Linked DNA regions of Homo sapiens: region 1 is linked to region 2. A link is a loop called in an ENCODE intact Hi-C map of the cell type or tissue named here. Cell type or tissue: chondrocyte. All regions are shown on one strand. Each heading gives the region's core, and the rest is flanking DNA. Links, peaks and the distances in the headings are about the cores only.

The links. Peaks named below come from ENCODE experiments on the same cell type or tissue, not always from the same donor. Only the 100,000 strongest peaks of a DNase experiment are listed, where the experiment ranks them.
Region 1: it touches region 2 in a loop (5-fold over the local background); 6 of 110 quality-filtered maps call a loop at or near these places.

Annotation. Positions count from the first base shown.
Region 1 is chr15:39,966,145-39,968,958 of GRCh38, reverse strand. EIF2AK4 (eukaryotic translation initiation factor 2 alpha kinase 4) reads right to left here. Exons shown (of 39, transcript NM_001013703.4): 9 at 1,080-1,615. Among named protein-coding and RNA genes, the nearest start is that of EIF2AK4, 33 kb to the right of the region's middle. In chondrocyte, for the core only: no CTCF peak of the experiment used is centred there; no DNase peak of the experiment used is centred there.
Region 2 is chr15:40,018,344-40,021,157 of GRCh38, reverse strand. EIF2AK4 (eukaryotic translation initiation factor 2 alpha kinase 4) reads right to left here. Exons shown (of 39, transcript NM_001013703.4): 30 at 1,958-2,065; 31 at 131-259. Among named protein-coding and RNA genes, the nearest start is that of SRP14, 19 kb to the left of the region's middle. In chondrocyte, for the core only: no CTCF peak of the experiment used is centred there; a DNase peak (open chromatin) is centred at 1,700.

The DNA.
Region 1 (2,814 bases), core at 85-2,584, 52 kb after region 2:
TCAAGGCGAGAAACCAACATAAAGAATCAAACTTGGCCCCTTTCCACAACTGTATGTATGTGTGTGTATATATATATATATATATCATATTCACTTTACACAAAAACAATCTCAAACACAGGTGCAGCTACTTTCACATCTGTAATGGTAAGACCATCAGTGACAGAGCATAACAATGTAAACCAGGCCAACTGGCTACTGCGATAGGTGGAATAGGGAAAGAAATGTGAAGGGTAAAAGAAATGTTGCAAATGGAAGAAGTGAATAAAAGCAAATGATTGGGAAAAAGAAGGTAAAAAACAAAGAGTGTCAGAAAGGGAAGAAACCAGCCCAGGTCAACTCCTGCAGGATAGCTGGACCAGAGGAGCATCTGGAAAAATCCAGACTGAAGGGATCTTATCTCCCATTTAACAGAAACTGACAGAACTTAGCTCTGGCTTGGACTGAAAACAGAGGCAGGACGAAATTAGAAAACACTTAAGTGAAGGACCTGGACAAACATCTTAGGCCTGAGGAAACATCTCAAGAAGGGTTCTCCCAAATTGGATAAAACTTGGCTTTGTAATTAAACATGCACCTGTGATTTACAGGTATTGAAACTCCTCTGGCTAGACTAAGGAAGTTATTTGCATTCTACAACTTAAATGAATGAGACAGCCAATGAAGAATGGTTAAGAAGCACAAGGGGCAGAATCTCACTCCCAAAGCTGTTTTTGAATAAGGAGCCTCGTCTTTGACCCTTTAGGAACCAGAGCAAAGGTCAGTATTTGGAATACCTAGGGCATTTCTCACCATAACCATCTCTATTGACTTCCAAGAGTATCCCATCAGTCCCCCAAAAGGAGTTTGAAAATCAAGTGTGAATTCCAAGTGAATTTCAGAGAATGTGGTAGTTAAGAGAATCACCAACCTACATGAGAAAACAGAACATATGAGACTAGGACAGGATTGGGAGAGCAAAGAATGAAGTCCTGTTCCTCACTTCTCAGCTTCCACATCACTTAGATGTCTGGCACACTCCAGCACAATCAAAAGTACAGGAGTAAAGTGCTATTAGAGAGAATCTCAGTGATACTCACTTCTTTAGAAAATCTTGAAAGTCAGCTGGTAAGTCACTAGGGATGGTCACAGGGTACTCTCCACATTCCTGTCCTTGGCTGAGGGACAGCAGCAGAAGGCCAAGACGCCAAACATCTCCTTTCTTCCCCGTTTTATAAGGCAGAGCATTGTCACTAAAACGAACTCGGGTTTGCTCAAACACATCCTCCTTGCAAATGTCTGCGAGGCGCTTAGAAATGCTATAGTCCGTAATCTTGACGGTGCCTTCTGCATCCACCAAGACATTAGATGCACTCAGGACCTTATGCACCACAGAATTGCTGTGCAGATAATCAAGGCCTGACAGGAGCTGAGCTGTGTACCTGCGAAGCTGATGCACAGGGATGGGGCCTGAGTGGCTCAGGTGTGCAGCAAGAGAGACCCCACTAATGTGCTCCACTAAAATGTCCACCACGATGGAGTCGTCTTGCTCTTTGAGATTCATTGCAAGGTAGCGTACTACATTTGGATGGCTCAATTTTACCAGTGAGTTGAATTCTGTTTCTGTTCCTTGAATCTGATAAGTTAAAAAAAAAAAAAAAGAATATTGGGCCAGTCAACATTAACTTGGGTTTCATTTCAAAAGTGAAGTATTTGATCATACAAGATGGGGGCATAAAAAAACAAAACCAAAACCAAAAGTGAAGTATTTGATAGAAAATATACTTTCAAATGAGAGGAGAACAAATATGCCCTAAACTGAATCCTCCCCAAACCATATGGTCAATCTAATAGTTCATAAAGATGGAAAAAATTTAGCTAATTCTCAACTTCTCTAATCTCAAAACCTACTATGCATATACTACAAAATTAGTGAACAGTTTTTAAAATAAAATTCTTTTGAGGTATAGCCACTAGAAAAAACAAACTTTAATTTAAAAATAACCTTTTCTGATTAGCTTTGTATTTGGGTTTTTAAAAATATAGTATATGATTTGAGCAGCAGAATAATGGCCACATCCTAATCCTCAGAACCTCACATGGCAAAGAGGAGTTAAGGTTGAAGACAGAAAAAAAAAATCTTTTCTGATTTAATAAAGATCATTGTCAACATTTAAAAAATTAGTTTGATAGAAAATACCCACATGTTATCTATGTGGTCACCACCCAGTGATAACTCAAGATTTTGGCACATTTACTTTCAGTTTTCTTTCTATACTTAAATACACACACATTTCTGAACACCATGCTTTATCTACGTTTTTGTAAACCTTGTTATTATGTAACACTGCAATATGCAATACTGAATGTTCTCCTTATGCTTGGTTATAAATCATAATTTATAAATTAACTTAAAAATCCTCCGGTCCCCCAAAATTCAGTTTTGAAGCAGTATTTTTCTTTTCTTTTTTTTTTTTTGGAGACAGGGTCTTGCTCTATCACCCAGGTTGCAGTTCAGTGGCATGAACACAGCTCACTGCAGCCTCAACCTCCTGGGCTCAAGCAATTATCCCACCTCAGCCTCCCGGGCTCAAGCAATTATCCCACCTCAGCCTCCCAAGCAGCTGGGACCACAAGTATGTGCCACCATGCCCACAGATTTTTAAATTTTTTGTAGAGACAGGGTTTCACCATGTTGCCCAGACTGGTCTCAACCTCCTGGGCTCAAGTAGTCCTCCTACCTTGGCCTCCCAAAGTGCTGGGATTACAGGTATGAGTCACTACACCCAGCCCTGAAGCAATATTTCAAGAGTAGGGAAAAGAAGAATTGCAAAA
Region 2 (2,814 bases), core at 219-2,718:
GAAACTAACACAGGAGGCAACTCGAATTACAGAGATAAACAGAGTTTGACAGTCTATAGGTGCAGAGGATATTTGCCATGAAAGCCATAGCAATTTGCACTTCACTCACAGGTGCTTTTTGTCCCATTACCTGTGACCAGTCGTACATGATTTCTGCTGTGATGCCTGCTGTCCAGAGTTTCTGGGTTAGGTTGATGGCCCTGGACATAGACATCTGGCCAACACTTACAACCAGGAGGTCACAAGAGCTTATTGTAACCTGGATCAGAAACAGACCGGTTACAGTTAGAGGAGCAAGACTGCAGGCATGGAAGTGAAACCAGCATCAGGAGGGGAGGCAGCACTCTTGGGAAGATGGGCATTCTTGAAATCCTGCATAGAAACACAGCGTGCCAAAGACTTTGCTTCAAAACACATTGTAAAAAAAAAAAAAAAAGACACACTCAAACAACTTTTTCTTTTTTTTTCTGAGACAGAGTCTCACTCTGTCACCCAGGCTGGAGTACAGTGGCACGATCTCCGCTCACTGTAACCTCCGCCTCCTGTGTTTAAGCCATTCTCCTGCCTCAGCCTCCAGAGTAGCTGGATTACAGGCGTGCACCACCATGCCCGGCTAAAATAAATAAATAAATAAATAAATAAATATATATACATATATATATTTGGTCTTTTTAGTAGGGATGTTGTTCTGCTTGTTGGCCAGGCTGGTCTCGAACTTCTGGCCTCAAGTGATCCACCTGCCTTGGCCTTATTGGGATATAGCTGGAATTACAGGCATGAGCCACCATGCTCGGCCACAGTAAAAAAAAAAAAAATGTTATGTTAGTCTTTCAAGACAGAAATTATTTCAACTACCCTGAGCCATCTGGAAAATACCATTTTTCTCTAGGAAAACTAATCTTGCCTGAAATACAAGGGGGAAAAAAAGCTATTTCTAGCTTTGTAGACCACAGCAGGATTTCTTTTCTTTTCTTTTTTCTTTTTTTTTTTTTGACAGGGTCTGGCTCTGTTGCCCAAGCTGGAGTGGAAGTGGCATGATTTCACCTCACTGCAACCTCCCCCTCCTGGGTTCAAACGATTCTCCCACCTCAGCCTCCTGAGTAGCTGGAACTACAGGTGCATGGCTAATTAACCACACCCAGCTAATTTTTGTATTTTTTTGGTAGAGATGGGGTTTTGCTATGTTGCCCAGGCTAGTCTTGAACTCCTGGGCTCAACGATCTGCCTGCCTCGACCTTCCAAAGTGCTGGGATTATAGGCATGAGCCACCATGCCTGGCCTGAACAAGAAGTTTTGTTAAGAGCCTGTTAACAACTATAACATCTCACATTTATATGGTACGTTACAGATAAGGAAAATGAGTCTAGGGAAGGATGAATTAATTGTCTAAGGCAGAAGTCTTCAACCTTTTTGGCACCAGGGACTGGTTTCATGGAAGAAAATTTTTCATGGATGGTGCGGGGGTTGGGAGGGGATGCTTTTGGAATGAAACTATTCCATCTCGGATCATCAGGCATTAGTTAGATTCTCCTAAGGAGCGTGCAGTCTAGATCCCTTCCATGTGCAGTCCACAACAAGGTTCATGCTCCTATAGAATCTAATGCCACCGCTGATCTGACAGGAGGTGGAGCTCAGGTGGTAATGCTTGCTTGCCCACTGCTCACCTCCTGCTGTGCGGCCCGGTTCGTAACAGGCCCTGGATGGGTACCAGTCCACTGCCTGGGGGTTAGGGACCCCTGGTCTAAGGTCGTCCAGCTAGAGAACAGATGATAAGGACTGAAATGCAGGGATTGACATCAAGTCTTAGGCTTGTCTATCATATTAAAGGTAAGTTTCAAAACCCTACGTCTATAGCTTTCACATCAGAAGCCCCATGTAAATGACTGCAAAAGGCAAATCATACTTTTAGAAATGAAAGACACCTCGAAGTATGCTGGGAAGCCAAGCCAGAACTTACAGATTCCTCCATGTTGAGGACAGCAGCAGATATCTTGTCTATAGCTATGCTGACCCCAATGGCAGTGGGAACTGGCCCCAGAGCTTGTGGCCCTCTAAACTGGGGAATCTGTGGAGAGACACAAACAGTTATGGTTATGAAATAGGAAAGAAACTGTGATTACGGGGAAAACAATGATTAAAGAGTGAGCACTCTGTCAGCAGCTCATCATCAAAGAGTTCAACAAAAAGAAATGTGTGTGTGTAGTAAAATAGAGAAGCAAGCACACATGCAAATTTAGAAAAAATATTAACAAATGTTTCATCTAACTCTGCACTGTTCAATATGGCAGCCACTAGTCACAAGTGACTACTGAGTATTTGAAATATGGCTAATCCAAATTGACACATGCTGTACATGTAAAACACATACTGGCTGCAAAGACTTTGAAAAAAATGTAAAATCCTTGTTAATAATTTTTAGAAGTTTGAGTACATGTTGAAATAATATTTTGGATATACTAAGTTAAATAAGATATATTATAAAATTAATACCACTTGTCTCCTTTTACTTAATGTTACTAAATAATTTAAAATTACAGGTCAGGTGTGGTGGCTCACACCCGCAATCCCAGTGCTTTGAAAGGCCAAGGCAGGAGGATTGCTTGCAGCCAGGAGTGTGAGATCAGCCTGGACAAAAATGTCCCATAACCTCAAGGACATTTGTGTCACTGGGGTCATAGAAGGAGAGAAAAAAGAGTGTGAGACTGAAAAAAAAAATCAAAGAATGCCTGAAAAAATCCTCCAAATTCGCAAAAGACATAAACCTATAGATTTAAGAAGCTAAGCAAACCCTAAACAGGATAAATCCAAAGAAAC